2 separate regions of the Homo sapiens genome follow, and region 2 is linked to region 1. A link is a loop called in an ENCODE intact Hi-C map of the cell type or tissue named here. Cell type or tissue: mammary epithelial cell. All regions are shown on one strand. Links, peaks and the distances in the headings refer to the core of each region. The heading gives the core; the rest is flanking DNA.

Region 1 (15,450 bases), core at 2,562-10,561:
GTAGTGTAGGCCGGGTGCAGTGGCTCATGCCTGTAATCCCAGCACTTTGGGAGGCTGAGGTGGGCGGATCACCTGAGGTCAGGAGTTCGAGACCAGCCTGACCAACATGGAGAAACCTCGTCTCTACTGAAAATACAAAATTAGCCGGGCATGGTGGCACATCTCTGTAGTCTCAGCTACTCGGGAGGCTGAGGCAGGAGAATCACTTGAACCTGGGAGACGGAGGTTGCAGTGAGCCGAGATCATGTCATTGCACTCCAGCCTGGGCAACAAGAGCGAAACTCCATCTAAAAAAAAAAAAAATTTTGAGGCTGCAGTGCTTAATGATCTCACCTGTGAATAGCCACTGCACTCCAGCCTGGGCAACACAGGGACACTCCATCTCTAAAAACAAACAAACAAAAAGGCAGAAGTCTGAGGCACAAGAATCACTTGAACCGACCGGTGAGATAGAGATTGCAGTAAGCCGACATAGCACCACTGCACTCCAGCCTGGGCAACAGCAAGACACCATCTCAAACAAAAAAAAAAAAAAAAAGAGAGAGAGAGAGAGAAAGAAAAGAAAGAAATTGTAGACCAGGGAACATATTTTGTCTAGAATATATAAAGAGATCTTAAAACCCAAGAGTAAAAAAAAAAAAAAATATGATTAGAAAGTGGGCAAAAAGATATGAATAGACATTTCACTGGAGAGGATATACAGGTGGCAAATGAACATAACATTGTAAGCCATTAGGGCAATGCAAAATAAAAACTGCAATAACACTACACACCTGTCAGAATGACTAAAATAAAAAACAGTGGTAACATCAAATGCTGGCAAGGATGTGGAAAAAGTGGATTACTCATTGTTCATGGAAATGTGAAATAGTACACCTACTCTGGCTGAGCACAGTGGCTCACGCCTGTAATCCCAGCACTTTGGGAGGCTGAGGAGGGTGAATCATTTGAGGTCAGAAGTACAAGACCAGCTTGGTCAACACGGTAAAACCCCATCTCTACTAAAAATACAAAAATTAGCTGGGCATGATGGCGTGCACCTGTAATCCTAGCTACTCAGGAGGCTGAGATAGGAGAATCACTTGAACCCAGGAGGCGGAAGTTGCTGTGAACTGAGATCGCACCACCGTACTCCAGCCTGGGAGACAGAATGAGACTCCATATCAAAAATATAAATAAATAAATAGGCTGGGCGCGGTGGCTCATGCCTGTAATCCCAGCACTTTCAGGGGCCGAAGTGGGCAGATCACCTGAGGTCAGGAGTTCGAGACCAGCCTGGCCAACATGGCGAAATCCTGTCTCTACTAAAAATAGAAAAACAAAATTAGACGGGCGTGGTGGCATGCGCCTGTAATCTCAGCTACTCAGGAGGCTGAGGCAGGAGAATCGCTTGAAACCAGGAGGTGGAGGTTCCATTGAGCCGAGATCGAGCCACTGCGCTCCAGCCTGGGCGACAGAGCAAGACTGCATCTCAAAAAATAAATAAAATAAAATAGTACGGGTGCTCTGGAATAGAGTTTGGCAGCTTCTTAACAATCTAAGTGGCTGGGCGCAGTGGCCCACGCCTGTAATCCCCATACTTTGAGAGGCTGAGGCAGGTGGATCACCTGAGGTCGGACTTCGAGACCAGCCTGGCCAACATGACAAAACTCCATCTCTGCTAAAAATACAAAAATTAGCTGGTCTTGGTGGCGGGTGCCTGTAATCCCAGCTACTCAGAAGGCTGAGGCAGGGAGAATCCCTTGAACCTGCGAGGCAGAGGTTGTGGTGAGCCGAGATTGCGCCATTGCACTCCAGCCTGGGCAACGGAGCGAGATTCTGCCTCAAAAAAAAAAAAAAAAAAAAAATCTAAGCATACAAATACCATGTGACTCAGTAATTGCATTATTGGGCATTTATCCCACAGAAAAGAAAACTTGGGGCCAGGGGTGGGGGCTCATGCCTGTGATCCTAGCACTTTGGGAGACCAAGTCAGGTGGATCACTTGAGGTCAGGAGTTCGAGACTATCCTGACCAACATGGTGAAACCCCCATCTCTACTAAAAATACAAAAATTAGCCAAGTGTGGTGGTACATGCCTGCAGTCTCAGCTACTCGGGAAGCTGAGGCAGGATAATCGCTTGCACCCAGGAGACAGAGGTTGCAGTGAGCCAACATTGTGCCACAGCACTCCAGCCTGAGTGACAGAGTGAGACTCCATCTCAAAAAAAAAAAAAAAAAAAAAAAAAATCTATCAATTGATCAAAGCAGGCCAGACGCGGTGGCTGTTTCTTATTTTTATTTTTGAGATGGAGTCTCTCTCTGTGACCTAGGCTGGAGTGCAGTTGTGCAATCTCATCTCACTGCAACCTCCGCCTCCTGGGTTCAAGTGATTCTCCTGCCTCAGCCTCCCAAGTAGGCGGGATTACAGGCGTGTGCCACCAGGCCAGGCTAATTTTTGTATTTTCAGTAGAGACAGGGTTTTGCCATGTTGGCCAGGCTGGTCTCGAATTACTGACCTCAGGTGATCCACCCGCTTCAGCCTCCCAAAGTGCTGGGATTAGAGGTGTGAGCTACCAAGACCAGCCCTTTATTTAAAAAAAAAAAAAAAAAGGAAAAATTAAGCAAACTCTGGGTTTTTTAAATTCTGTTCTGTATCTTCACTGGGTTGGTGGTCACAGGAATCTTCAAATGCGGATACAATTGCATAGAATTAAATATACACACAAACACACACAAATGAACATTGGTAAAATTGGTGAAATCTAATTAAAGTTAGTAGACTGTATTGTCAGTTTCCGGTTTTCTACATTATAGTTACGCAAGATATTACTATGCTATTTTCTAACAACTACGTGCAAGTCTACCATCATCTCAAAATATAAAGCTTAATAAAAGTGAAGCTCTGAAAAGTATCTATAGAATCTGAATAGTAAAGGGACATAATTCTTTTTTTCTTTTTTTTTTTGAGACAGAGTCTCGCTCTGTCCACAGGCTGGAGTGAAGTGGTGTGATCTTGGCTAACTGCAATCTCTGCCTTTCGGGTTCAAGTTATTCTCCTGCCTCAGCCTCCCAAGTAGCTGGGACTACAGGTGCACACCACCATGCCCAGCTAATTTTTGTATTTTTAGTAGAGATGGGATTTTACCATGTTGGCCAGGATGGTCTCGATCTCTTGACCTCATGATCCACCTGTGTTGGCCTCCCAATGTGCTGGGATTACAGGCGTGAGCCACCGCGCCCGGCCTTCGTTTTTTTGGGTTTTGTTGTTGTTGTTGTTGTTTTGATATGGAGTCTCGCTCTGTTCCCCAGGCTGGAGTGCAGTGGCACAATCTCGGCTCACTGCAACCTCCACTTCCCGGGTTCAAGCAATTCTCATCATGCCTCCGCCTCCCGAATAGGTGAGACTATAGGCCTGTGCCACCACACCTGGCTAATTTTTGTATTTTTAGTAAAGATGAGGTTTCACCATGTTGGCTTGACCTCAAGTGATTCCCCTTCCTTGGCCTCCCAAAGGGCTGGAATTATAGGCATGAGCCAGTGTGCCCGGCCATAAAGGTATATAATTCAAAATATTCTGAGCATACAGATTCTCTTTTCCTTCTTTAACATCATCATGATTTAAATGAACCTGAGTAATTAATGCTGATCTAGTAAATCGTAGTGGCCTTAAGTCTAAGTATTGAGAATAGGTAATTTTAGCCGGGTGCGGTGGCTCAGGCCTGTAATCCCAGCACTTTGGGAGGCCGTAGGCAGTTAGGATCACCTGAGGTCAGAAGTTTGAGACCAGCCTGACTAACATGGAGAAATCCCATCTCTACTAAAAAAAAAATACAAAATTAGCCGGGCGTGGTGGCGCATGCCTGTAATCCCAGCTACTCAGGAGGCTAAGGCGGGAGAATTGCTTGAACCTGGGAGGAGGCAGAGATTGCAATGAGCTGAGATCTGGCCATTATTGCACTCCAGCATGGGCAACAAGAGCGAAACTCCTTCTCAAAAAAAAAAAAAAAAAAAAAAAAAAAGAATAGGTAATTTTATTATATTCTACAATGAAGGGCAATTTAAACATAATGTAATTTAATGTTTAGACATTTGTGAAACTTTCAACTAAAAGATTCCCAAGTTTCTATGAGAAAAATTAAAACAACTTTTGTCAGAGTAGGCAGTAGGCATCCCAATTATTTTACAAAATATGCTCACCATAAACAAAACAATTATATGACTTAGAATTACATGTTAATATAACCGTTCTTGCCCTGCTTTCTACAAGGTATTGTGAAATTATGTGTTCTGGGTATTTTTGACTTGTATGTGCTTCTGATTAGCTGGAAAACAGCTAGGAAAATACAGTGGTCAAAACATAGAATTTGGCTGGGTGTTCTAATCCCAGCACTTTGGGAGGCGGAGATGGGAGGATCGCTTGAGGCCAGGATTTGAGACTAACCTGGGCAACATTGTGAGAGTCCCATCTCTACAAAAAATTAAAAGACAAGCCTAATTCAATATGGTTTTCCTTACCATTCAGCTCTGTGATGTAGATAGAAACTTTACCCCTGAAGCTAACATAATTCAAATTCAATTGTGGATCAAGTTGGCAACCCAACATGTATGCTCCATATTGCCTCTGGCACCAAGTTTAAACATTTAAGAAAAATTATCCGGCCAGGCGCAGTGGCTCAAGCCTGTAATCCCAGCACTTAGGGAGGTCAACGTGGGTGGATCATGAGGTCAGGAGATCGAGACTATTCTGGCTAACACAGTGAAACCCCATCTCTACTAAAAATACAAAAAAATTAGCCGGGCGTGGTGGTGGGCACCTGTAGTCCCAGCTACTCGGGAGGCTGAGGCAGGAGAATTGCTTGAAACCACCGGAAGGCAGAAGTTGCAGTGAGCCAAGATCACGTTACTGCACTCCAGCCTGGGTGACAGAGACAGACTCCATCTCAAAAAAAAAAAAAAGAAAAATTATCCTAATGTGTCCTCCAAATATGTCCTTTTTTTTTTTTTTTGAGACAGAGTTTCGCTCTTGTTGCACAGGCTGGAGTGCAGTGACATGATCTTGGCTCACTGCAACCTCCGCCTTCCGGTGGTTTCAAGCAATTCTCCTGCCTCAGCCTCCTGAGTAGCTGGAACTACAGGCACATACCACCACGCCCAGCTAATTTTTTGTATTTTTATTAGAGATAGGGTTTCACCATGTTGGTCAGGATGGTCTCGATCTCTCGACCTTGTGATCCGCTCGCCTCGGCCTCCCAAAGTGCTGGAATTACAGGCGTGAGCCACCGCGCCCGGCCCAAATATGTCCTTTCAAAGTCATACTAGAGTACTGTCTAAAAGGCCGGCATGGAAGTTGTCTGATTGTAGAGGAAGTCATTTCATTTCATTTATTTACCATTGATAGGGTCCGGAGTCTGTAAAGTTAGATGTTAGCTTATGGAAAATAAGTGGCAAATGATTTTGTTGGGTAGAAAAGATATCTCCAGGCCAGGTGCGGTGTCTCACGCCTGTAATCCCAGCACTTTGGTAGGCCGAGGCGGGTAGATCACTTGAGGTGGATCACTTCAGGAGTTTGAGACCAGCCTGGCCAGCAGGGTGAAACCCAGTCTCTACTAAAAATACAAAAATTAGCCAGGCTTGGTGGCACATGCCTGTAATCCCAGCTACTGGGGAGACTGAGGCAGGAGAATTGCTTGAATCCAGGAGGTGGAGATTGCAGTGAGCCAAGAGCGCGCCATTGCACTCCAGCATGAACGAAGAAGCGAGACTCTTGTTTAAAAAAAGAAAGAAAGAAAAGATATCTCCAAAGGTTGCCATTTCATTGCTCTGTGAATATTAAGCAGTGTTATATTTCATATTGCAGTCTTATCCCAGCATTCTTTTTCCCACTGACTATATATTTACCAGTCTCCCCTATCTTTCTTCTTTTGCCGGTTCCCTGATGATTAGTTAAATAAGAAGGGTAAATAAGAGGCTAGCTTGCCTAGCAGATAGAGAAAGGGGTATTTCTGACTTGGGAAGATCAGCATGTGCAAAGGCGAGCGTGACTCCTTTAGAGAATTCCAAGAGACTCCATGTGGCTAAAGCAGTTCTTCTCAAACTTTGATGTCCATATGAATCACTCAGATTCAGTGAGTCTAGGGCGAGGCCCAGAATTCCACCTGTCTACAAGCTCCCAGGTTAAGCTGCTGCTGCTTGTCTTTGGACCATACTTTGAGTAAAAAGGGGGTAGGGTTAAAGCACTTCCAAAGATGTGCACATCCAAAAATGAAGATGGGGCCAGGCACATTAGCTCATGCCTGTAATCCCAGCACTTTGAGAGGCCGAGGCGGGCAGATCACTTGAGTCCAGGAGTTTGAGACCAGCCTGGCCAATATAGTGAAATCCTGTTTCTACTAAAAATACAAAAAGTTAACCAGGCATATTAGTACAAACCTGTAGTCCCAGCTACTCAGGAGGTGGAGGCAGGAGAATCGATTGAATCCAGGAGGCAGAGGTTGCAGTAAGCCGAGATCACGCCATTGCACTCCAGCCTGGGCAACAGAGTAAGACTCTGTCTCAAAAGCAAAAATAAAAAACAAAGATGTGCACATCCAAAGATGAAGATGGAAACTGAGGGAGAGGGGTATGGAACAGGCTCTATACTAAGAATAATCATTTTTCACAATCCACATCAAACAAAAATATTTCTAAGCTCAAGCAGGTAGTTCATGCATTTGAAATCATACAAAAACTCCAACCACATTTCAATATAGTCACAAAAACAAGACCAGTTAAGTCATTTCCTAAAAATGTACGTTCTCCAGCAGCTAGTAGAGCTAAGCTGGTTTTGGCGATGTCTACTGCCATCTAGTGGAAATGGATTGACATAACTAGTGCATCATTTAGTGGTAAAGCTTTCAAATTAAAGTTTTCAAAGTACTCTCATTTTATCTCCACAGTAACCTGTGAAATAGACATTGTTATTCAGTTTGTTTTAACTTATTAAAAAATTTAAGGCAGGGCACAGTGGCTCACGCCTGTAATCCCAGCACTTTGGGAGGGGAATTCGAGACCAGCCTGATCAACATGGCGATACCCTGTCTCTACTAAAAACACAAAATTACCCGGGCGTGGTGGCATATGCCTGTAGTCCCAGCTACTCGGGAGGCTGAGGCAGGAGAATCGCTTGAACCCGGAAGGTGGAGATTGCGGTGAGCCGAGATCGTGCCATTGCACTGCAGCCTGGGCAATAAGATCGAAACTCTGTCTCAAAAAATAATAATAATAAAAAAATAAAAATAAAAAAACTTTCAGGCCGGGCGCGGTGGCTCGCGCCTGTAATCGCAGCAATTTGGGAGGCTGAGGCAGGCAGATCACTTGACCTCAGGAATTCAAGACCGGCCTGGCCAACATGGTGAAACTGCTTCTCTACTAAAAATATAAAAATTAGCCAGGTGTGGTGGCGCAAACCTGTGGAGGCGCAAGCCTCAGCTACTCTGGAGGCTGAGGTGGGAGAATGGCTTGAACCTGGGAAGGTGGAGGTTGCAGTGAGTCAAAATTGTGCCACTGCACTCCAGCCTGGGCGAAAGAGCGAGACTCCATCTCAAAATAATTAAATAAATAAGGCCGGGCATGGTGGCTCACTCCTGTAATCCCAGCTCTTTGGGAGGCTGAGGCGGGCAGATCACTTGATGTCAGGAGTTCAAGACCAGCCTGGCCAACATGGCAAAACCCCATCTCTATTAAAAATACAAAAATTGGGCCAGGCGCAGTGGCTCACACTTGTAATCCCAGCACTTTGGGAGGCTGAGGCAGGTGGATCACTTGAGGTCGGGAGTTCAAGACTAGCCTGACCAACATGGAGAAAACCCCATCCCTACTAAAAATACAAAAATTAGCCGGGCATGGTGGTGCATGCCTGTAATCCCAGCTACTTGGGAGGCTGAGGCAGGAGAATCGCTTGAACCCAGGAGATGGAGGTTGCGGTGACCCAAGATCGTGCCATTGCACTCCAGCCTGGGCAATAAGAGCGAGACTCCATCTCAAAAAAAAAAAAAAAAAAAGAAATTAACTGAGCATCATGTCAGGTGCTTGTAATCCCAGCTACTCAGGAGGCTGAGGCAGGAGAATTGCTTGGACCTGGGAGGCGGAGGTTGCAGTGGGCTGAGAACACGACACTGCGTTCCAGCCTGGGTGACAGAGCAGGACTCTGTCTCAAAAAAAAAAAAACCTTCGTATTAGGCCAGGCGTGGTGACTTATACTTGTAATCCCAGCATTTTACGAGGCCAAGGCAGGAGGATGCTTGAGGCCAGGAGTTTGAGACCAGCGTGGGCAATATAGCATGACCCTGTTTCTACAAAAAAAAAATTTTTTTTTTTAATTAGCTGGGTGGAGTGTCTGTAGTCTAGCTACTCAGGAGGTTGAGGCAGGAGGATCACTTGAACCCAGGAAGAACATTAGCCTGGGCAACGTAGCAAGACCCTATCTTACAAAAAAACTTTTTTTGACTGAGTGGGGTGGCTCACCCCTGTAATCTCAGCACTTTGGGAGGCCCAGGCAAGCAGATCACTTGAGGTCAGGAGTTCAAGACCAGCCTGGCCAACATGGTGAAACCCCATCTCTAGTAAAAATACAAAAAGTTAGCTGGGCGTGGTGACACATGCCTGTGATCCCAGCTACTCAGGAAGCTAAAGCAGAGAATTGCTGGAACCTGGGAGGCAGAGGCTGCAGTGAGCCGAGATCATGCCACTGCACTCCAGCCTGGGAGACAGAGCAAGACTCCATCTCAAAAAAAAAAAAAAAAAAAATTAACGCTTCATATTATCAAGCACTTATTATAAGCACTGTACATGAATGATCTAATTTATTCTCCATTACAATCTAATATGGTAAGTATTATCTGGTTTATTATTCCCACTTACAGATAAGAAGCCAAGACTTAGAGAATTTTAAGAAGAATGTTGAAAGTCCAGCAGCTAGTAAAGTGGGAGCATCAGGGTCAAAGTAGGGGATCCTACAAGGCATGTATCGTTAACATAAGTTATAACCAACATCACAAAATGTGTCAGACATTCTCCTAAGCAGTTTGTTTATAGGTATCAGCTAATTTAATCTTCACAAAACCTGAACCAGGCAAGGTGGCTCATGCCTATAATCCGAGCACTTTGGAAAGCAGAGGTGGGCGGATCACTTGAGGTCAGAAGTTCAAGACCAGCCTGGCCAATGTGGCAAAACCTCATCTCTGGCTGGGTGCGGTGGCTCACGCCTGTAATCCCAGCACTTTGGGAGGCCAAGGCGGGCGGATCACGACGTCAGGAGATCGAGACCATCCTGGCTAACATGGTGAAACCCCGTCTCTACTAAAAATACAAAAAAATTAGCTGGGTGTGGTGGCAGGCACCTGTAGTCCCAGCTACTCGGGAGGCTGAGGCAGGAGAACGGCGTCAACTCGGGAGGTGGAGCTTGCAGTGAGCTGAGATCGTGCCACTGCACTCCAGCCTGGGTGACAGAGCGAGACTGTCTCAAAAAAAAAAAAAAAACCTCATCTCTACTAAAAAGACAAGAAATTAGCTGGGCGTGGTAGCACCTGTCTGTGGTCCCAGCTACTCTGGAGGCTGAGGATCACCCGAACCCGGGAATTTGAGGCTGCAGCGAGCCATGATCGCGCCACTGCATCCAGGCTGGGTGACGGGAATGAGACCGTCTCAAAAAACAAAACCAAAACCAAAAAGGTATGAAGTATGTATAATTATTATTCCCATTTTATAGATCAAGAAACCAAGAGGAGTTAAGCAAGATATTCAAGGTCACCAACTAGTGAAAAGCATAGCCAGAACTGGAATCCAGGAAGTTTAATTCTAGGGCATATGTTCTCAACCAGTAAGCAATTTTTTAAAAAGTTATTATAACTTGGGCCAGGCGCGGTGGCTCATGCCTGTAATCCCAGTGTTTTGGGAGGCCAAGGTGGAAGGACTTTAAGACCAGCCTGGGCAACATAGTGAGACCCCCATCTCTATAAAAAATATGTATTTTTAAATAGCTGGACATGGTAGCACATGCCTGTAGTCCTAGCACTTTGGGAGGCTGAAGCAGGCAGATCACTTGAGCTTGGGAGTTCAAGACCAGCCTGAGCAACATGGCAAAACCATGTCTCTAAAAAAAACAAACAAACAAACAAAAAAAAACCCAGGCGTGGTGGCTCACGCCTGTAATCCCAGCACTTTGGGAGGCCTAGGCGGGTGGATCACTTGAAGTCAGGAGTTTGAGACCATCCTGGCCAACATGGTGAAACCCCGTCTCTACTAAAACTACAAAAATTAGCTGGGCATGGTGGTGAGCACTTGTAATCCCAGCTGCTCAGGGGGCTGAGGCAGAAGAATCAATTGAACCCAGGAGGCGGAGGTTGCAGTGAGCCAAGATTGCACCACTGAACTCTAGCCTGGATAACAGAGCTGGACTCTGTCGCAAAAAAAAAAAAAAAAAAAAAAAGCAAAAATGCAGATTCTGATGCAGAAAGCCTGAGGTAGGGCCTAAGATTCTGCATTTCTATAAGGCTCTCAGTGAGGACAGTGCTGCTGGCCAAGGTGGATCACACTTTGAGGAGCAAAGTTCTGGCAAGGGGAGGGAGGGGAGAGGAGCAACATTAGAACTGTTAAAAGAAAAATTCTAGACAAATTAAATTTAACAGAGGGTAATTGAACAAAGAATGATTCCTTAAAAATATATATATATTTTTAGAGACTGGTCTCTGTTGCGCAGGCTGGAGTGCAGTGGCTCAATCATAGCTCACCACAGCCTCAAACTTCTGGGCTCAAGGGACCCTCCTGAGTAGCTAGAACCACATGACACATGCCATGATGCCTAGCTTTTATTCATTTATTTCTTTTCTTTTCTTTCTTTCTTTTTTTTTTGGAAACATAGTTTTGCTCTTGTTGCCCAGGCTGGAGTGCAATGGCCTAATCTTGGCTCACTGCAACCTCTGCCTCCCGGGTTCAGACGATTCTCCTGCCTCAGCCTCCTGAGTAACTGGGATTACAGGCATGCGCCACCACACCTGGCTAATTTTGTACTTTTAGTAGAGATAGGGTTTCCCCATGTTGGTCAGGCTGATCTCGAACTCCCGACCTCAGATGATCCACCCCCCTTGGCCTCCCAAAGTGCTGGGATTACAGGCGTGAGCCACCGCACCGGCTATTTATTTATTTTCATAGAGACAGGCTGTTGCTGTGTTGCCCAGGCTGATCTCGAACTCCTGGCCTCAAGCCATCCTCCTGCCTAAGCCTCCCAAAGTGCTGAGATTACCGATGTGAGTCACCATGCCCAGCCTAAAGAACAGTTCCTGAATCGGGTGGCTCTGGGAACAAGCAGAGCTTCAAGAGCTCCACTCTGTAACAGCTTGATTGGTTACAGCTCAGTATTGAGACATGGTCTGATCAGTTGGTAGCCTGTGACTGACTGAAGCTCAGCTGCTGTGCTTGGCTGACACTCAGCTATTTGTTATTAAACAAAACTTCTATATTAGGCTCTCAGTTTACCTGCTGAAGTTAGGTTGCAGTTCTTTCAGTAGGAACTCAAGGTATGGAGGCAGCCTCTGGCCAAACTTAGTTTAATTTACTAGGACCCTTAGTAACGCCTATGTTATTGGGGTAGGAGGGGAATAAAAGGAGGCTCTGAAGGAGCCTGAGGGTGACAGGGGACTTGGCCTGAAAATGTCCTTGGAGAACCAGGACAGCGTGTTGTCAGAAAAGATACTATAGAAGCATTTCTTTCTTTCTGTCTTTTTTTTTTTTTTTTTTTTTTGAGCTGGAGTCTCACTTTGTCGCCCAGGCTGTAGTGCAGTGGTGCGATCTTGGCCCACTGCAGCCTCCACCTCCCAGGTTGAAGTGATTCTCCTGCCTCCGCCTCTGAGTAGCTGGGATTACAGGCGTGTGCCACCAAGTCCAGCTAAATTTTGTATTTTTAGTAGAGACAGGGTTTCGCCATTTTGGCCAGGCCGATCTCGAATTCCTGACCTCAAGTGAATCGTCCCGCTCGGCCTCCCAAAGTGCTGGGATTACAGACGTGAGCCAACGCACCCGGCCTATAGAAGCATTTCAAGGCAAAATAGTCAAAAGCAATACAAGCTAAGTGATGGTAAGGGGCCCTGCTGGTTTCTCAATTAAGAGGCAACTACAAAAAAAAAAAAAAGAAAGAAAAGAAAAGGCTACTGATCAATGTAGTAAATGTGGTTTCTGTGAATAATAGAAGCTGAAAGATTTTGTGATGTTGGGGTGTAGGGAGTGAATAGGGGAAGTAGAGCTAATCTCTTTTTCTAGAAAGAGAAAGAACAGTAGCTAAGGTGGATGGCAGGGGCAAATGAGAGAAAGACAGTGGGGCAGGGATGGCTTATGGGGAAGCTTGTTTGGTTTGGTTTTGCAGGTGTGACACCAGAAGCTATGGAGTTATGCAGAAAGGGAAAGGCATGAGGGAGAAATTGACCCAGAGAATGTGGGTGGCTTCTCCTCTCCTAAATAGACCATCATGTTTACTGAATGTCTGCAGTGTGGCAGCTCCAGGAATAAATAGGACACATCCTTGAGCTTCAAAGTCTTGATACTGAGGGAGCTTTGTGCCTTTTCTGTGAAACTTTGAGAGACGGCAGTAAAATGGGCGTGGGGTTCACGATGAACAATCTTTTCTACATGAGGCCCAATTCAAGAAAGATACACATGTTTCTGGTAACCAGTTTTCCTCACAATTGAGTTGAAACATTCTTTATTTCTCCATCACTGGAGAGTTCAATTTTTAACCTAAAATTCCAAAACAGCACCATACTGTTAGAATAGGTAGTTAGGCAGATGTAGGCAGGACAGGAGAGGAGTCCCCCCACCTAGGAATGTCAGGCCATGGTCAGACGACTGTCAGGTGATGGTCAGGCAGCTGTTAAACTGTGTCTCTAAAATAATAATTGGGCCAGGAGCTGTGGCTCAAGCCTATAATCCCAGCAATTTGGTAGGCCGAGGTGGGCAGATCACCTGAGGTCAGCAGTTCAAGACCAGCCTGGCCAACATGGTGAAACCCCATCTCTACAAAAATACAAAAATTAGCTAGGCATGATGGCGGGCACCTGTAATCCCAGCTACTCAGGAGGCTGAGGCAGGAGAATCATTTGAACCCTGTAGACGAAGGTTGCAGTGAGCCCAGATTGTACCATTGCACTCCAGCCTGGGCGACAGAGCAAGACTCCATCTAAAAAATAATAAAATAAAATAAAATAAAAATTGGTTACAGCAGGCACCAGGGAAAGGCAGTCTCCCAACAGATAGAAAACACCTGACGCTGGTCATCCACAGCTTCCCGATAAGATCTCAGGAGTTGGGGGAGTGGGCTCAAGCGTGTGCACTAAGAGGCAAAATGGCAGAGTTTAACTGGTATATGACCTTCCTCCAGGAACACTCAACTGGTAAGGGAAGAATGCCTCAAATGAGCATGCGCATAACTTCAGTAACCACACTGCGCACGCGGCCCCTCCCAAGTATCCGCAGGCCACTGCGCGAGGACAGCCCACACCGAAGGAGGAATCAGGGTAGAAGAAATGCACACCCCAGAACCATGCCAATGTATAAACCTCAAGCCAAGGTCAGTTGGAGCACTTGGATCTCTCAAGTTGCTTGGTTGGCCCTCTTCCAAGTGTAGTTTACTTCCGTTTGTTCTTGCTCTGAAGCTTTTTAATAAACTTTAACTCCTGCTCTAAAGCTTGCCTCAGTCTGTCACTCTGCCTTATGCCCCTTGGCTGAACTATTTCCTCCGAGGAGGCAAGAATGGAGTTCTTCTGACCCCTGGGAATCGCCGCTGCTGACATTATCAGTAGCACCCCCTGCAGTACGAAGCAACAACACTGGGTCTCTAGAGCAATGTTGAGTGAGACAGGCCACATGGGGTTATTGAAGGGGATAAAACATGGGGTTAGGTTAGAGATTTGGTGCTGAAGGACTGGGCAAGGTGGCCCATGCCTGTAATCCCAGCATTTTGGGAAGCCAAGGCAGAAGGATCACTTGAATCCAGGAGTTTGAGACCAGCCTGGGCAACATAGCAAAACATCATCTTTACAAAAAAATTAAAAAAAAAAAAAAAAAAATTGGCCGAGCGCAGCCCACGCCTGTAATCTCAGCACTTCAGGAGGCCAAGGCAGGTGGATCATCTGAGGTCAGGAGTTTGAGACCAGCCTGGCCAATATGGTGAAACCCTGTCTCTACTAAAAATACAAAAATTAGTTGGGCATAATGGCGGATGCCTGTAATCCCAGCTACTCGGGAGGCTTTGGCAGGAGAAATGCTTGAACCCGGGAAGCGGAGTTTGCAGTAAGCCAAGACGGTGCCATTGCACTCCAGCCTGGGCGACAAGAGCAAAACTCCATCTCAAAAAAGAAAAAGAAAAAGAAATTAGCCAGGCATGCTACATTACTATGTACATGCTACAGGCATTAGTGCATGCCTGTAGTCCCAGGTACTCAGGAGGCAGAGGTGGGAGGATCATTTGATTCTGGGAAGTTGAGGCTACAGTGAGCCACGATTGTGTCACTGCACTCCAACCTGCGTGACAGAGCGAAACCCTGTCTAAAAAAAAAAAAAAAAAGAGATTTGGCATTGCGATGCAGTCACAGACCAGGGACAACGGCAAAAATTCCAGCCCTTTGGAAAAATTCGACATCTGATGTCAACTGGAGGCAGAGGCTGCTATCTTAGTGGTAGCGAGTGGGTTACAGAGTAAAGTGTAGTGTGCAGGGCCTAAATAAGAGGGTGAGGGCCATGGTGCAAAAGCCTTCCAGAAACCTCCATCCGCCCCTAGCTTCTCTCAGCCTAAACAAGGATAAAAGAGAATTCAAGTATTCAGACCCCACCCAGCCCATCCTTCTGAATAGACTCTGCAGTCCATTAAGTTGCTCTGCAGATTTCCAGAGGAGTTGAAGTTCGATCCTCCCCCAATTCTGCAACCCAAATCAGCCCCCTAGGGGTTTATGTAACTATTGTTTCTGGTTTTCATTCATATGCAAATGTTCAAAACCTGACCATCACAGAACTGCCCCCAGGGAGCAAACAAGCTTTAGATGCATCATAAAGGTGCTCATTTTCCTTCCAGCTTGAAAGTGCCTACAGGTTTCCAGAATCAGACAATTGGAGATTCAGGGATGCCTCTAGCAACTTGGCTTTAGAGGAGCTCAATGCCTCTAGCCCTGGGCCAATGCCTCCTCTGCTGTGCTCTCTGGGGCCTTCTCTGTCCTCTGCCCCTCTCCATCCCCTCGGCATTCAGAGCCCTCTTAAAGCAGTTGGGCCCAAATAAAGGAAGAACAATTGCAGTTCTTTCCTTCAAGGATAAGTGCTTATATAGGCAGTGATGTATGATGCATGGTTCAGGATTGGCTCTACAGATAGTGAGTTTCAGGCTGCAATAAGCCATGATTGCGCCACTGCACACCAGCCGGAGCCACAGAAGGAGACCCTGTCTCTAAACAA
Region 2 (16,611 bases), core at 775-8,774, 330 kb before region 1:
GTGCTGCCTTTCTGTTTAGTAAAAGCAGAATTTGCAGTGGCATCTAAAGAGATCTTTTTTAAATAAAAATTATGTATTGTGGCATAATCCTTTTTTTGAGCTCTACAGAGAACAGTCTTTTGGTAATAGTGGCAGGTATTTATTCCTTCTGAATATATACCCCATTATAGGAATAACTGTTACTTATTTAGGATTCCATCATTGAAAATTTTGACCCAAGGCACAGCAGTGAAATTTATAGTTCTCAATTTAGTTGTCATTATTGACAGGCATTGGTATTATTAGTCATTGCTAAGCAACTAAAACTTCATCAGTTCAAATAAGTTTTAATTGTCAAATGAAGTATAAACACATGAACTTTCTAGAAATATTTCCTCTTTTGGATAGGTCTTTAACCAGTTCATATATATACTTTGTCAAATATATGGATGTGTATGTGTACATTTATAAGAACCAGTATGGATACATCCATTCACTGTGGTACATTTTAAAATAAAATATTTTAGCAGTGAATATGGATTAAGGTGTTTTGGGTGTTGGCATTTTATGGAGGACTTCCTGGTTAGTATAACCAAGAATTTTCTTTTAAGCTGAGTATCAAAATTGTGTGTACTGTCCCTCTTAGCAAACCCATAAAACTAATCTAATGGGATTGAGAGAACCCCGTGTAAACTTACTGAAAATTCATCTTGGTGTGTGTATAAACAGAAGTAAACCTTTGAAAAAGTCATTAAGCATAGCAATTCCAATGCTATTGGGAACAGCCAACCTTAAATATCATTGCATCACTCAAGCCTTCTGGAACCTGCTATTCATTGTTCCTTACAAGTCTATTTGAAACAGATACAATGAAGGAAAATAAGTTTATTACATTGAAAAATAATTGTGGCCGGGCACGGTGGCTCGCACCTGTAATCCCAGCACTTTGGGAGGCCGAGGCGGGCAGATCACCTCAGGTCAGAAGTTCGAGACCAGCCTGACCAACGTGGAGAAACCCCATCTCTACTAAAAATACAAAATTAGCCAGGCATGGTGGCTCATGCCTGTAATCCCAGCTACGTGCGAGGCTGAGGCAAGAGAATCGCTTGAACCTGGGAGGTAGAGGTTGCAGTGAGCTGAGATCGGACCACTGCACTCCAGCCTGGGCAACAAGAGTGAAACTCCGTCTCAAAAAATAATTGTGCTGGACGGGTGCGGTGGCTCATGCCTGTAATCCCAGCACTTTGGGAGGCCCAATCAGGCGGATTACCTGAAGTCAGGAGTTCGAGACCAGCCTGGCCAACATGGTGAAACTCCGTCTCTACTAAAAATACAAAAATTAGCTGGGCATGGTGGCACATGCCTGTAATCCCAGCTACTCGGGAGGCTGAGGCAGGAGAATTGCTTGAACCCGGGAGGTGGAAGTTGTAGTGAGCCGAGATTGTGTCACTGCACTCCAGCCTGGCCGACAGAGCGAGACTGTCTCAAAAAATATATAATTGTGCTAAACTGAAATATACTAAAGAGTTCAGTTTAGCAAGATAAAAGGAACCCTCCAGATATTTCTTAGCCAGTTTGAGAAACAATACCACCTTTGAAAAGCCCTTCGTGTGCCTTATTTACCATTTATTAGATAATTAGAAGTGACTAGACTATTTGGTTTTGGTTTTAATACTGAGCATTACTAGCAGCTGTGATCCTGGCAGGCTATCTCCGAATAATTTTTTTTAAAGTGAAATACAGGCCGGGCACGGCGGCTTATGCCTATAATCCCAGCACTTTGGGAGGCAGAGGCGGGGAGGATCACTTGAGGTCAGGAGTTTGAAACCAGTCTGGCCAACATGGTGAAACCCCGTCGCTACTAAAAATACAAAAATTAGCCGGGCGTGGTGGCCCACGCCTGTAATCCCAGCTACTTGGGAGTCTGAGGCAGGAGAATCGCTTGAATCCGGGAGGCGGAGGTTGCTGTGAGCTGAGATCGCACCACTGCACTCCAGCCTGGGTGACAGAGACTCCGTCTCAAAAACAAAACAGGAACTTAAAACAATGGAACCCATTCACGTTCTTCTATTTGTCTTTAATAATCCTGGGTAATAGTCAACTAATAATCCTGGGTAGTAGTCTGGAGACACTCCTAGCGGAGTTTACTCGGGAGAGGGCGGAGAAATACATGACATGAGCAGTACAGGCTCATGGTTGGGAGCTGAGGGAAGGCTGAGAATCCTCCCGGAACCTCTGGATTCTGACGCCCCAGGGGTTCTTCACACAGGCTGGCCGGTCTCGGGATTGAAGCCGGAGACGTCAGACGCTAAGGTTGCTTAGACTGCGGCCCACGTGGAAGGCTCTTAGCCACCCTGCCTGGCCCGAGGTAATCGCGCTAGGGACGCTTTTTCTGCAGCAATGATATACCCCGCCGAACTGTCCCACGTCCTGGTTGGGACCTCTTGGTTTCGCTTGGCTGGGCTCAATCCATCCGTACGCCTCCGCCCTTCCCTCTTTGCGAACCCCTGCGGGTTCAGCGAATCGGCTGCAAGAAGCCCTGCATCCGCGAGGTAAGCGGCGGTTGGCGGCGGTGCCGGGGTTGGCAGCGCCCGCGGGTTGTCTACGCCGCGGGGCCTACGTCTCTGTCGGGCGTGCACCTCGGGAGCCACACCTGGGGCCCAGAGCCACCGCTCAGCACGCGGGCACGCGGCGGGAGGGAAGGAAACCGCGGCGCTGGGGATGGAGAGGGGGAAAGTGAAGAAGAAAGAGAAGGAAAAGGAGACGCAGGAGGAGAAAATCGGAGAAAAGGGTAGGGAAGAGAAAGTGAAAAGAAAGGAGGTGGAGCAGAAAATTAAACAAAAGCAAGAGAAGCAGGAGAGGAGAAAGGGAAAAGAGAAAGAGGAAAAGAGGACAAAGCAAGGGAAGGAGACAAACAAAGAGAAGGAACAATTTAAGGGACAAGAAGAGAAAGGGGAGAACAAGGACAGCACCTTGACAAGGACCCCGCTCGAGCCGCTGGTAAGAGACCCAGTGCCCAGGACCCCTTGCCCCAAGGCTTTTGTCGGCCGTTCAGACCCCAGCGCTGTCTCTGTTACGTCGGAGGCCCCCGACCGCGTGGGAGCGAATGGATCTCAACTGAGGGCTATTTACCTATGGATGAAAGAGATGCGCCAAACTTTGAACGACCCATCCCCTTTTCCCGGGCCCCCTGCCCACCCTAGCCCTTATCGCTACCCCTGTGTCTTAACCTCAGTCGGGTCTGTTGTTGAGGGACAAGAGATCTCGGTCTTCATGGGGACATGGGGAACGGCCCCTCTACTGCCCTTAGATCTGTCCAGCGCGCAACACTAGCGCACAGACCACCTGACCACATTTAGAAACCAGCCCCGAACCCTCCCCACACGCAGGCCCTCTTTGCATTGAATGCGTTCTTTGTCAGAAGGGGCAGGGTTCCTGAACGCAGGAGGTGTTTGGGGACGCTGCAGTTGTTTTCAGACCACCAGTACCATGAATGGATGGCGGAAAAGTTTTAACTGACAGGTCTTAGAAACTTGGCATTATTTGGGTCAGCTGAATGGTCTCTGTGCTCCTGGAGTTCCTGAGCTGGCTCCTTGGCTTAGAGCTGCGCTCTGGTTCTAAACAATTATGAATGATTAACACAGTTGTGTGTGTGTGTGTGTGTGTGTGTGTGTGTGTGTGTGTGTGTGTGTTCTTTTTTGAGACAGGGTCTTACTCTGCCTCTCAGGCTGGAGGGATCCTCCCACCTCAGCCTGGCACCGCCCCCATCTCCCAACCTCAGTGACTGGCACTACAGGCACACGCCACCATGTCCAGCTAATTTTTGTATTTTTGTGCAGAGCTGGAGTTTCGCCATGTAGCTCAGGCTGATCTCAAACTCCTGGGCTCCAGCAATCCGCCCGCCTCAGCCTCCCAAAGCGCTGGGATTACAGGCGTGAGCCACCACGGATTAACAGAGATTTGATCTCTGGTAAAACACAGACTACATAGACTCATATTTGGCTAAAGGAATAACTTTTGACAAAAACGGTGTTCAGAATCACATTTTGTGTCTGAACTGTTTTACAAATTCAGCTTTCCTTAGGAGAAGGTAAATGTGAGGAAGCCTGAATGCAGAATTTCTAGGTAGGATGGGCGTAGGGACAGCAACGTGGTTGGAAAGGGAACTGATATTTTTGTTTTTGTTTTTTTGAGACAGAGTCTGGCTCTGTCGCCCAGGCTTGAGTACAGTGGCGTGATCTCGGCTCACTGCAACCTCCACCTCCCAGGCTCAAGTCATCCTCCCACCTCAGCCTCCCAAGTAGCTGGGATTACAGGTGCACACCGCCGTGCCTAGCTAATTTCTGTATTTTTGGTAGAGATGGGGTTTCGCCATGTTGCCCAGGCTGGTCTTCAACTCCTGAGCTCAAGCGATCCACCCGCGTTGGCCTCCCAAAGTGCTGGGATTACAGGCATGAGCCACTGTGCCCGGCCTGGGAACTGCTTTTAATTCACACTATTTTATAGGGCCTAAGATGACATTAGTCTAGGTACCACTAAGAAAGAAAAAAAAGCCGGCGCAGTGGCTCACACCTGTAATCCCGGCACTTTGGGAGGCCAAGGTGGGTGGATCACCTGAGGTCAGGAGTTCCAGAACAGCCTAGCCAACATGGCAAAACCCCATCTCTACTAAAAATACAAAAAAAGTAGCTGGGCATGGTGGCATGTGCCTGTAATCCCAGCTACTCGGGAGGCTGAGGCAGGAAAATCGCGTGAACCTGGGAGGCAGAGGTTGTAGTGAGCCAAGATCGTGCCACTGCACTCCACAGAGAGAGATTCTGTATCAAAAAAAAAAAAAAAAAATTCTCCCAATCAAAATGTGACATACTCTCAATTGTCAAAGACATTCTAATTTCAGAGATATTAAAATGTGGAATGTGGGGGGAATATGTATCTTAGAATGAATGAAGTATGTTGGGGTAGGCTGAATAGGGCCTCTGGTGAAGACTGACAGGACACAATCCACTCTTGGCTGCCATTTCTTGGTGCCAGTATTGCTTTAAAACATGCAATTTTAAGCCATCCAATGAAGTCTCCCTTGCCCCTCTTCCTTACCTTGACACACTCTCAGAATGACATCATAACATTTAGATGCAAATGAAGGGAATGGAGAAGAGGCAGGGATGGAAGACATCTATGAAAATACAATTTAGTTTAAGAGCCATCAAAGATTTGCTCCAAGAACAAATACGTACATTTTTTCTTTTTCTTTTTTTTTTGAGACAGAGTTTCACTCATGTTGCCCAGGCTGGAGTGCAATGGCGCGATCTCAGCTCATTGCAACCTCCACCTCCCAGGTTCAAGTGATTGTCCTGCCTTACTTAGCCTCCCCAGTAGCTGGGATTACTGGCATTCGCCACCACGCCCGGCTAATTTTGTATTTTTACTAGAGACCGGATTTCACCATGTTGGTCAGGCTGGTCTCGAACTCCTGACCTCAGGTGATCCGCCCTCCTTGGCCTCCCAAAGTGCTGGGATTACAGGTAAGAGCCACCGCACCGGCCTACTTTTTTTCAAATTCTGTTATTCACTATATGGCCTTCATAAATCATGATCTCTGTACAAGTCTTTATTAGGCCAGACCTCAAAATATCTCATTTTCACATAGATGTTTCTAAAAAGAAAGTGGGACAGACATTCTAATGCTGTTTAAGATCACTTTTTTCTAGAAATCTAGTTTAAGTCTAATGTCAACATTTAGAGTTCAAGCAGAACAAACAGAAATGTATACGATTATTGTTATTTCTAAACCAGCGCCATTGAAGACAATTATTAGAGTTTTTTGTGCATAAGAAACTTCTTTAGTAGGATCTTTGAGAAGTAGAATTGAATTCCTATGAGCAGTCTGGCTATATTGTTGCTTATTTATTATTGTTTATGTTAAAGTTTACACCCTGGAAACCACCTTTCAGAGCACCCTGTACGATCTTCACACCAGCCTGCCCTTCTGTCCCTCAGTCATTTGCCATAAAAATTCTAAGGCTAATACGTTGATAGAATGCTTTTTTCTTTTTCTTTTTCTTTTTTTTGTTTTTTTTTTTTGGGATGGAGTCTGTATCACCCAGGCTGGAGTGCAGTGGTGTCATCTCAGCTCCTGCAACCTCCACCTCCCGGGTTCAAGCAATTCTCATGCCTCAGCCTCCCAAGTAGCTGGGATTACAGGCATATGCCACCATGCCCGGCTGATTTTTATATTTTTGGTAGAGACAGGGTTATGCCGTGATAGCCAGGCTGGTTCCAAACTCTTGGCCTCAAGCGATCCACCAGCGTCAGCCTCCTCAAGTGCTGGGATTACAGATGAGAGCCACGATGCCTGGACTAGAATGCTTCTTTCTAAGTTTACTTCAAGTTCATCAGTTTAGTTTTTTTTTTGAGACGTTGTCTTGCTCTGTTGCCCAGGCTGGAGTGCAATGGCGTGATCTCGGCTCACTGCAACCTCCGCCTCCAAGGTTCAAGCAATTCTCCTGCCTCAGCCTCCCAGATAGCTGGGATTACAGGCACCCACCACTGCACTGGGCTAATTTTTTTTTTTTTTTTTTTTTTTTAAGATGGAGCCTTGCTCTGTCGCCCAGGCTGGAGTGCAGTGGCACGATCTTGGCTCACTGCAACCTCCACCTCCTGGGTTCAAGCAATTCTCCTGCCTCAGCCTCCCGTGTAGCTGGGACTACAGGTGCCTGCCACCACGCCTGGCTAATTTTTTGTATTTTAAGTAGACACAGAGTTCCACCATATTGGCCAGGCTGGTTTCGAACTCCTGACCTCAGGTGATCTGCCTGCCTTGGCCTCCCAAGTTCATCTGTTTTTAAAACAAATACTCATTTGTGATTGAAACTGGCTTAATAATTTCTATAACCTTTTCATTTAATTGTGATACTTATATTAGAATTATAAGAGGGAGGCTGGGTGCGGTGGCTCATGCCTGTAATCCCAGCATTTTGGGAGGCCAAGGTGGGCAGATCACGAGGTCAGGAGTTCGAGACCAGCCTGACCAACATGGTGAAACCTCGTCTGTAGTAAAAATACAAATTGCGGAGCGTGGTGGCATGCTCCTGTAATCTCAGCTACTCGGGAGGCTGAGGCAGGAGAATCGCTTGAACCCAGGAGGCGGAGGTTGCAGTGAGCCGAGATCGTGCCACTGCACTCCAGCCTGGGTGACAGAGCAAGACTCCAACTCAAAAAAAAAAAAAAAAAGTATAAGAGGGAAACCTTGCCCTGAGATCTTACAATCTAGTTATTCAATTATGAAGACAGGAGAAATTAATAATTGAGACCTTAGATGCTTATGCACCGAGTGGCACAGTCAATACATGCACCACGGAGGTCCCAAGACCCCAAACAAAATGAATTCAGGTGCAGTCTCCAATTCATAGACACGAATTCAAGAAGCAAAATGAAGTCTGAGAATTGGTCCTGTAATCTATAGCACTGCTCATAAATGCTGATAGTATAGTATTTATTTGATAGACTGATCAGGAGGTGGGGGATAGAGGACGGATGTGAAATTAGTATCACATAATGAACAGCTCATTAGAAAATATTAACTAGTTGGTACTGTTTGTTCTAGACGTATAAAATATTCGTGAAGTTTTATCCCTTTTTTTTTTTTTTTGGAGACAGGGTCTCACTCTGTTCCCCAGGCTGGAGTTCAGTGTGTGATCTCAGCTCACTGCAACCTCTGCCTCCTGGGTTCAAGTGATTTTTGTGCCTCAGCCTCCCAAGTAGCTGGACTTACAGGTGCACGCCACCACACCTGGCTAATTTTTTGTATTTTTAGTATAGATGGGGTTTCACCATGTTGGCCAGGCTGGTCTGGAACTTCTGACCTCAAGAGATCCTCCTGCCTCGGCCTCCCAAAGTGCTGGGATTACAGGCGTGAGCCACCGCACCTGGCCCGTGGAGTTTTATTCTGGTTACAGTTCCAAGAATATTATTGGATTCTGCCAAGACCCAGAAAAATGAGCCCCTGATAGCATGGGCTTATTGATTTATCTTTTTGTTTCACAGGAGAAAAACAAGCAAATCCTAGTGCTGGGCCTGGATGGAGCAGGAAAAACCAGTGTCCTGCACTCTCTAGCTTCAAACAGAGTCCAGCACAGTGTGGCACCCACCCAAGGTTTCCATGCAGTTTGCATCAACACTGAAGACAGCCAGATGGAGTTCCTGGAGAGTAAGCTCTCTGTTCCTTAGTTATAAGATAGCCACATTTTATTGTCTCTTAAGCCAGATATGATGTTAGCAACATTGAGTCCTTGTGAAAACTAACACTGAATCAAATTTTCCTAGACTTTTAGAATGGATGTGTAGTTTAATACCCAGGTACACTGTGGGGGGAATCACTTTTTGCTTTTTTGATACTCTCCTTTTTACAGTAGTGGTGATAAAGGGGAATTTAGAGGAAGGCTTTAGCACTCACTCCTATAATCTCCTGTAATCATCCTTCTTCCCACACTACTGCAAATGAGCATGCAATCTAAGTGTAAGTACAGTGTGCTTGCTTCTCTGCAAATAAAATTATAGACAAGCTCCAAACCTCTTCTTCTAAATAGATGGCAGTCCACAGGCCCCTACTGGATAGTAATTCTGGAGTCACCACCTCTAAATATTACTGTCTCCTGAAGTTGGGTCAAGTCCTCTTGTCTTCTCTTTACACAGTCATCCATCCTCATGGCATTAAATACCATCTATATGCTAATGGCTCCCAAATTTATCTATCCAGCCCAAACATATCCAAGTCCTCTAAAACCTAACAAGGGAAAAACAAAATGCTTGATTTTTCCAATATCTGTTCTTTTTCCTTTAATCTTCTGGTCAGTAAATGGTTCCATACTCATCAAGTTGCTCTAGCCAGAAACCTGGGAGTCACCCTTGACTCCTCCTTTTGCATTCCCACCTCCAGTACACAAGTAAAACACTATGAATTTTGCTATCTCCAACGCATCTCTCAAATTCATTGGTTATATCCTTTGTACTGCCCCTATGCAAGTCGGAACCTCCATCATCTATTACTTAGATTATTATAGTCACCTTTTTACTTTGGCTTTTATCTGTTTACGAAGAGAAGTATTTTAACACATACTTTTAAGTACATCATTTGCTAATTTAAAACTCTTCTGTGGAGATCTCATCCTTGTAATAAAATCCAGAGTCTTTGTTATGACTCATGAGGCTCTTCATAAACTGCCTCCTCCCTAACCTTACCTCACCCCAGGCTTATTGTACTCCTTTCCTTCTCTCCTTTTAAAAGAGCTTTCTTGGGTGTGCCTTCTGTCAGAAATACTACTACCCCTGCTCTTCCCTTGATGGCTTGCTCCTTAGCCTTCAGGTATTAGCTTACATGGCCCCACAAAATCAATCATTCTTTTTTTTTTTTTTTTTTTGAGACAGAGTCCTGCTCTGTCACCCAGGCTGGAGTGCAGTGGCACGATCTCAGCTCACTGCAACCTCTGCCTCCTGGGTTCAAGCGATTCTCTTGCCTCAGTCTCCTGAGTAGCTGGGATTACAGGCACACACCATCATGCTCAGCTAGTTATTTTGTATTTTTAGTAGAGACGGGGTTTCACCATGTTGGCCAGGCTGGTCTCGAACTCCTGACCTCAGGTGATCCACCCACCTTAGCCTCCCAAAGTACTCAGATTCAGGTGTGAGCCACTGCGCCCAGCCCGTAAAATCATTCTTTCTAAGTATGTTCCCCAATGCTGTTTGCTTTCTCCATAAGGTTTTTAATAACATTCACTATTTATTTTTGTTTTTGATCTGTCCACCCAACTAGATGGTAACTTTTGCTATACTTGTTTTGTTCAACAATGCATACCCAATGTCTGGCAAATAGTACATATTCAACAAAAATGCATTAAGTGCCAACTGTGTTCCCGATTTTTATCATGATCATCAATATCCTGAAAAAGAACAGCAGTTTACGCTTGCAATCTTTGAGATTTAAAATGTGTATCTGCACAGTGGCTATATTAAGCCATCAATTTAGGTAAATTTTCATAATGCCACAGGGCAGAGCTTCTAAGGAGGCTTTTTTTTAGGATGCAGCATCCAGTGGTATTCAGTGATATAAATCTGTATGGGCTGTTATGCTGTTGTGTAACACTTGGAGTATGTTGGGGATTGGTGGGAGGTGAAGTTTCATTGTATAAGCCTATTCGTAGAAATGATATATTCACATATAATTTTGCCTATATCTCTTCATCAACATTCTACAGATCATCTCTAAAAAATTCTTGTAGTTTATGCACTAAAAAGTAGTGGCAAAAATAAATGGAGAGATTTCAGCTGCTATTATAGTTTTTGAAGGGCCTTCCTGTGACAAAACCACAAATCCTGGTTAAAATTTATTTTTTAAAGCATCGAAGAACTTGCAACAAGTTAGACAAATTTTCAAGGCTACCTGCTTTACTCTTCCTGCTCTTTCCCTCCTCCCAAAGAAAGAAAAATAAAACAACTCATGAGTTCAAACTGGAGTGGCAGCCACAGTAGATAAGCAAAGAGAAAAGTGGTGTTATCTAGAGGCACATACCAGTATTTAATCTGCAGTGGGCCTGAGACAAAATAGGAAAGAACTAACTAAGATGCCTGCATGACACGAGGGCCCCTGGAAGAGTGCTAACATGCTCCCAGTCAGTAGCTCCCCCAGTTTCTAATTCTGGAGCAAAGCCCCCCAATATTCTCATAAATTAAGATTAATCAAATATGAGTTCAGGCCAGGCATGGTGGCTCACACCTGTAATCCCAGCACTTTGAGAGGCCGGGGCAGGTGGATTACTTGAGTCCAGGAGTTTGAGAACAACCTGGGCAATATGGCAAAACCCCATCTATACAAAAAATATAAAAAATGAGCTGAGCATGGTGGTGCATGCCTGTAGTCCCAGCTACTCTGGAGGCTGAGGCAGGAGGATTGCTTGCGCCCAGAAGGCAGAAGTTGCAGTGAGCCATGATCACGCCACTGCATTCCAGCCTGGGCAACAAAGTGAAACCGTGTCTCAAAAAAGAAGATGACAAAATCTACTGATCAAAACTAGCATTTAAAGCATTTATAATCTTAAATGATTATAGCTGAAAGGAAAATAGCTGAACACTTATAGGTTAAATATGCAATGTAAATTAGGTAAAAGAACAACAGAATAAAACCAAAGAGGGTAGAGGGGGAGATAATAAAGACACGAAGCCAATGAAATTGATGAAGACACAGTAGCAAAGATCAGCAAAGTCAAAAGTTAGTTCCTTGAATAGATAAACAAAATAGACAAATTTCTGGTGAAATTCATTAAGGAAAATCTGGAAACCACATATAAATAATGTCATGAAGGAAAAAGAGCATATCATTGATTAGGATGACAAGAGTATAATACCTGTATTAACAAATTTGTACCAATAGATATAAAGTCCTGGATAAGTGGCAAAAATCCTCCAAACATGTGTCTTAGGAAAATGGACTCAATAAGAAATAGGAATATTGAATAATTTAAAACTTTTAAAGAAATCAATAGCGAAAAATCATCCTATAATGAAAAACACCAGATCAGTTTGTTTATAGGTGGGCTCTTATCAATCTTAATCTTACATAAATTCTTTCAGAGAATAGGGGAAAAAAAGAAATGCTCTCCAACTCACGGTATGAGGTCACTGTATATCCAAACCAGCAAAGATAGTATAAGAAATGGAAATGTAGAAATCTGAACAAAATTGTAGTAAACTAAATTCAGTTAACATATTAAAGAGATAATGTATCACTAGATGAGTTTCTTCAAGAATGAAAGGTTGGTTTAACATTTGAAAAATAGCCAGGTGTGGTGGCTTATGCCTGTAACTCCAGCACTTTGGGAGGCCAAGGGGGCGGATCACTCACCTAAAGTCAGGAGTTCAAGATCAACCTGGCCCAACATGGTGAAACCCTGTCTCTACTAAAAATACAAAAATTAGCCGGGCATGGTGGCAGGTGCCTGTAATCCCAGCTACTCAGGAGGCTGAAGCAGAAGAATTGCTTCAACCCAGGTGGTGGAGATTGCAGTGGGCTGAGATTGTGCCACTGCACTCCATCCAGTCTGGATGACAAGAGCAAAACTCCATCTCAAAAAAAAAAAAAAAAATTTGAAAAAAATATGTCATTCACCACTTTATCCATCAAAGTAAAAAACATAATCACCTTAATATAAGCAGAAAAAAATCTGCTAAATTCAGTTTCCATTTATGATAAAAATTCTTAATAAGCTAAAAATAAATGGGAATTCCTTAACCTACCAAAACCTCAGAAAACTTTACTCCTAAACAGAAAGTACTAAATGTTAGAAGTACTTTCATTCAACATTATACAGGAGGGTCTAGTCAGTTTGAGAAAAAGAAATAAAAGGCGTAAGAATTAGAGAGGAAGAAATAAAACAGTACTTATTTACAAATGATATAATTGTCTTCAAAGAAAGCCTAAAACACCCTTCAAATTATTAGAAATTATAACAGCTTGGCAAGACAACTGTATATAAAAATATAAAATTAATTGTATTTCTGTTATGCAGCAGCATGTAGCCATTTTCAATAGCAACAAAAGATAGGAATAAATCAAACAAAAAAAGTGTCTATCTATAAAGAGAAAATGTGTAGATGTCATTGAAATCAAAAGACCTAAATAGAGACATAATACAGTTTTCATGAATAGGTAGACATTATATCAAAAGAATTAATTCTCCCCAAATTGACGTTTAGATACAATTCAATTCCAATCAATAGCTCAACAAGATTTTTTAAAAAGAGTTTGACAAGCTGAGGCTAAAATTTACATGGGTGAGCAAAGGGGTAAAGAAAGCCAAGACACTCTTGTAGAAATTAATAAGAAGGATGGACTTGTCCTGTCAAGTATCAAATCTTATTATAAAGATATGAAACTAAAATGCGTGGTGTTGGCACAAGAATAAACAAAACGACCAAAGGAACAGACTAGAGAGTCCACTGGGGAAACTATTCAATAAATGGTGCAGGGACCACATGGAATAAAGATGAAATTAGTTTCCTGCCTCCTATGCATACAAATGTATACATCAATTTCCGATGGATAAAAGCCAAATGTAAAAAGCTTTGTGGAGAAAATATAGACTATCCTTATGACTTCAGGATAGAGAAAGATTTTTTAAACAGGATACAAAAAATAATAACCATAAGAAAGATGGATAAATTTAACTACATTAAAATGGAAAACATCTGTTCATTAAAAAGATGCCACAAAATAGGGGAAGATACATGCAACACATCCAAGCAAATGCCTAGTGTCCAGAATATATAAAGAACTCCTACAAATAAAGACAACATAAAAACATTGGCAAAAGACGTGAATAACATTTCACATAAATTAGAAGTGAACATATGAAAAATACTCCACTTGATCAGTAAGTAGAATTCAAATTAGGCAAAAAAAAAAAAAAAAAAGAAAAAGAAAAAGAAATCTGATAATATCAAGTTTTGAAGAGGATGCAGCTGGGTGCAGTGGCTCACACCTGTAATCCCAGCACTTTGGGAAGCCAAGGTGGGTGGATCACTGGAGTTCAAGGGTTCAAGACCAGCCTGGGTGACATGGCGAAACCCAGCTCTACAGAAAATACAAAATTAGCCAAGCATGGTGGCTCGTGCTTGTAGTCCCAGCTACTGGTGAGGCTGAGAAAGGAGGATCGCTTGAGCCCAGAAGGCAGAGGTTGCAGTGAGTGGAGATTGCACCACTGCCCTCCAGCCTGGATGACAGAGCACAACCTTGTCTCAAGGAAAAAATAAAATAAAAATAAAAAGAGGATGTGGATGTAGAGGAAACTTACTGGCTATTAGCTGTTGGCAGAGTGTGTATTGGTACCAACTTCTTTGGAAAACAATTTGGTGTATTTGGCATTAGTTACATGCTTAGATACAAGGAGAAACTCTTGCTTGTATGGACCTCAGGAGACAAATACAAAAATGTTTAGAGCAGCATTGTTTATTGTAGCAAGAAATGAGGAACAACTCAAACGTCCACTGATGTTTAAACTATGTGTGTTAAAACCATATGAGTTACACAGCACTATTTTAACAAATTAAAAACAGAAAATACTTCAAGGAATGACTAGCCTACCTCTATAGAAAGGAAGCCAAAGGAAAGGCAAAGATCCTTTCTTGTTAGCATTTAAAATACTTTTTGTTAAGTTCTTGAAACAGAGGTCCAAAAAGTTTTTCTGTCAAGAACTACATAGGAACTAATTTATGCTTTGCAGGCCACATGCTCTCTGTTGCAACCACTCAACTCTGTCTTGAGAAAGCAGTCATAGACAATATGTTGTATATATATGTCAGTGTTACTATAAAAGTTTATTTCTGGGCACCAAAATCTAAATTTGATATAATAGTCCTGTGTTAGAAAATGTTATTCTGTCTTTTTTTTTCTCCAAAATTTAGACATGTAAAAGCTATTTTTACCTAGCGAGCTGTACAAAAATAGGCAGTTGGTCAGATTTGAACTGTGGGCCATGGTTTGCCAATACTCCTCCTAGGACAAAAATAAAATCCATTGTATATATGTTATTATCATTAACCAAAAAGTTTATTCCGTGAAGAATCAGCAGGATGAAGTAATCAAAAGGCATTTTTTTTTTCTGAAGCAAATATTCCTGAATACCCACAGGATCATATTAACTCAATGCAATATTAAGAGGAGAAGTTACTTCTGGGATTTTGACAAAGGAAAAAAATTGTGCAAGTGAGACTAGCCAATGAATTCAGTTCATTTAAAAATTATTTTAATGTGTATTTTAGCCTACCATCCTTTCCATTCTTAATTATTTTAGTAGCATACTCCCATTTTCTTTTTCTTTTCTTTTTTTTTAGATAGATGGGGGTCTCACTCTGGAGTGTGGTGGCGCAAACACAGCTCATTGTAGCCCTGTTCACACCACTGCACTTCCTGGGCTCAAGTGATCCTCCCACTTCAACCTCTCTAGTCGGTAGCACCACAGGCATGCACCATAGGCATGCACCATAGGCATGCACCACCACACCGGCTCATTTTTTAGTTTTTATTTTTGTAGAGACAGGGCCTCACCCTGTCGCCCAGGCTGGTCTTGAACTATTGGGCTCAAACAGTCCTCCTGCCTCAGCCTCCCAAAATGTTGGGATTACAGGCGTGAGCAACTGCACCTGGCCTTACTCCCATTTTCTGAGCTATAACTGATAAACATGCAGTGGCTGACATGGCTGCTGTGGACAATGGGATCAGGAGACATCCACTGTAGTATTTAGCATCTCTCTGCTGATCCTTTGTGATACAGTTATGAATGAACCACTTGTGATGGTTCTTCTCACCAACCAGTTTACCGCTAACATGCCTCTGGTCACTCTGAGGACTGGGTACACTCTAACACGGTGATATTTTATCAAAACACCTGTCCTGTGTTCAGAAATCTAGATGTGCCCTCCCTGCTCCCTGGGTGGGTGCTTCTGTGATTTTGTGTGTGTGTGTCTTCTTCCTCTACTATTCTCTGTAGTTGGTGGCAGTAAACCTTTTCGGTCCTACTGGGAAATGTACCTATCCAAGGGATTGCTGCTGATCTTTGTGGTGGATTCAGCAGATCACAGCCGATTACCTGAAGCCAAGAAATACCTTCATCAGCTAATTGCAGCAAACCCAGTACTTCCTCTGGTTGTGTTTGCAAACAAACAGGTAAAAATCTGTGCAAATATAAATTGTACTCAAGAGTTTTGTAATACAAGAAATGTATACTTTTAATACCTAGATAGTCAACAATATGCTATATATTTAACTCAGTTTATGTTTATTAGAGCTCTTGGATTATAAACACCTTGAGGGTAGAGACTGTTGTTCATTTTTGTGTCCCTTGTAATACCTAGTATACTGTCTTGTGCATGCTAGGAATTCAACAGATGTGTGTTGAACTTAGTTCAATAAATACATATTGTTAAATTTGATTCAACAAAATATTTGAGTGGCTACCATGTATAAAAAAATCATTTTGCTTTAGACCTATCAGACTGACCTGAACTTATTCTACACATGCATTAAAAATATTAAATATATGTGGAGAATTTGGAACCCTTGTGCACTGTTGGTGAGAATGTAAAATGGTAGAGCTGCTATAGAAAACTGTAACATGGTTCCGCAAAAGAATCAAAAATAGAGGCTGGGCACGGTGGCTCACGCCTGTAATCCCAGCACTTTGGGAGGGCAGGGGTGGGGGATCACGAGGTCAGGAGATTTAGACCATCCTGGCTAACATGGTGAAACCCTGTCTCTACTAAAATACAAAAGATTAGCCGGGCTTAGTGGTGGTCACCTGTAGTCCCAGCTACTCGGGAGGCTGAGGCAGGAGAATGGCGTGAACCTGGGAGGCGGAGATTGCAGCGAACCAAGATCGCGCCACTGCACTCCAGCCTGGGCGACAGGCTCAAAAAAAAAATCAAAATAGAATTCCCTTATGATGCAGCAATTCCACTTCTGGGTATACAGTGAAAAGAATTAAAAGCAGGGACTCAAATTGATGTTCATATGTTTGGCTGTTTTATGTTTCTTTATGTTTTATATTGTTTTGTTTTGTATGTTTTATGTTTTTTATGATATGTTCA

The links. A loop is a pair of places that touch in the nucleus more often than their neighbours do. Peaks named below come from ENCODE experiments on the same cell type or tissue, not always from the same donor. Only the 100,000 strongest peaks of a DNase experiment are listed, where the experiment ranks them.
Region 2: it touches region 1 in a loop (4-fold over the local background); 3 of 110 quality-filtered maps call a loop at or near these places.

Annotation. Positions count from the first base shown.
Region 1 is chr4:56,830,010-56,845,459 of GRCh38, forward strand. No RefSeq gene overlaps it. Among named protein-coding and RNA genes, the nearest start is that of SPINK2, 16 kb to the left of the region's middle. RefSeq lists enhancers at 14,658-15,163, 15,164-15,450. In mammary epithelial cell, for the core only: a CTCF peak has its summit at 6,832 (motif pointing left); a DNase peak (open chromatin) is centred at 6,812.
Region 2 is chr4:56,503,163-56,519,773 of GRCh38, forward strand. It overlaps ARL9 (ARF like GTPase 9), which reads left to right and starts at 2,629. Exons shown (of 4, transcript NM_001363794.2): 1 at 2,629-2,979; 2 at 8,023-8,185; 3 at 15,516-15,691. The coding sequence starts at 2,701. It overlaps SRP72 (signal recognition particle 72), which reads left to right. Exons shown (of 19, transcript NM_006947.4): 19 at 1-519. In mammary epithelial cell, for the core only: no CTCF peak of the experiment used is centred there; no DNase peak of the experiment used is centred there; H3K4me3 peaks cover 1,189 bases.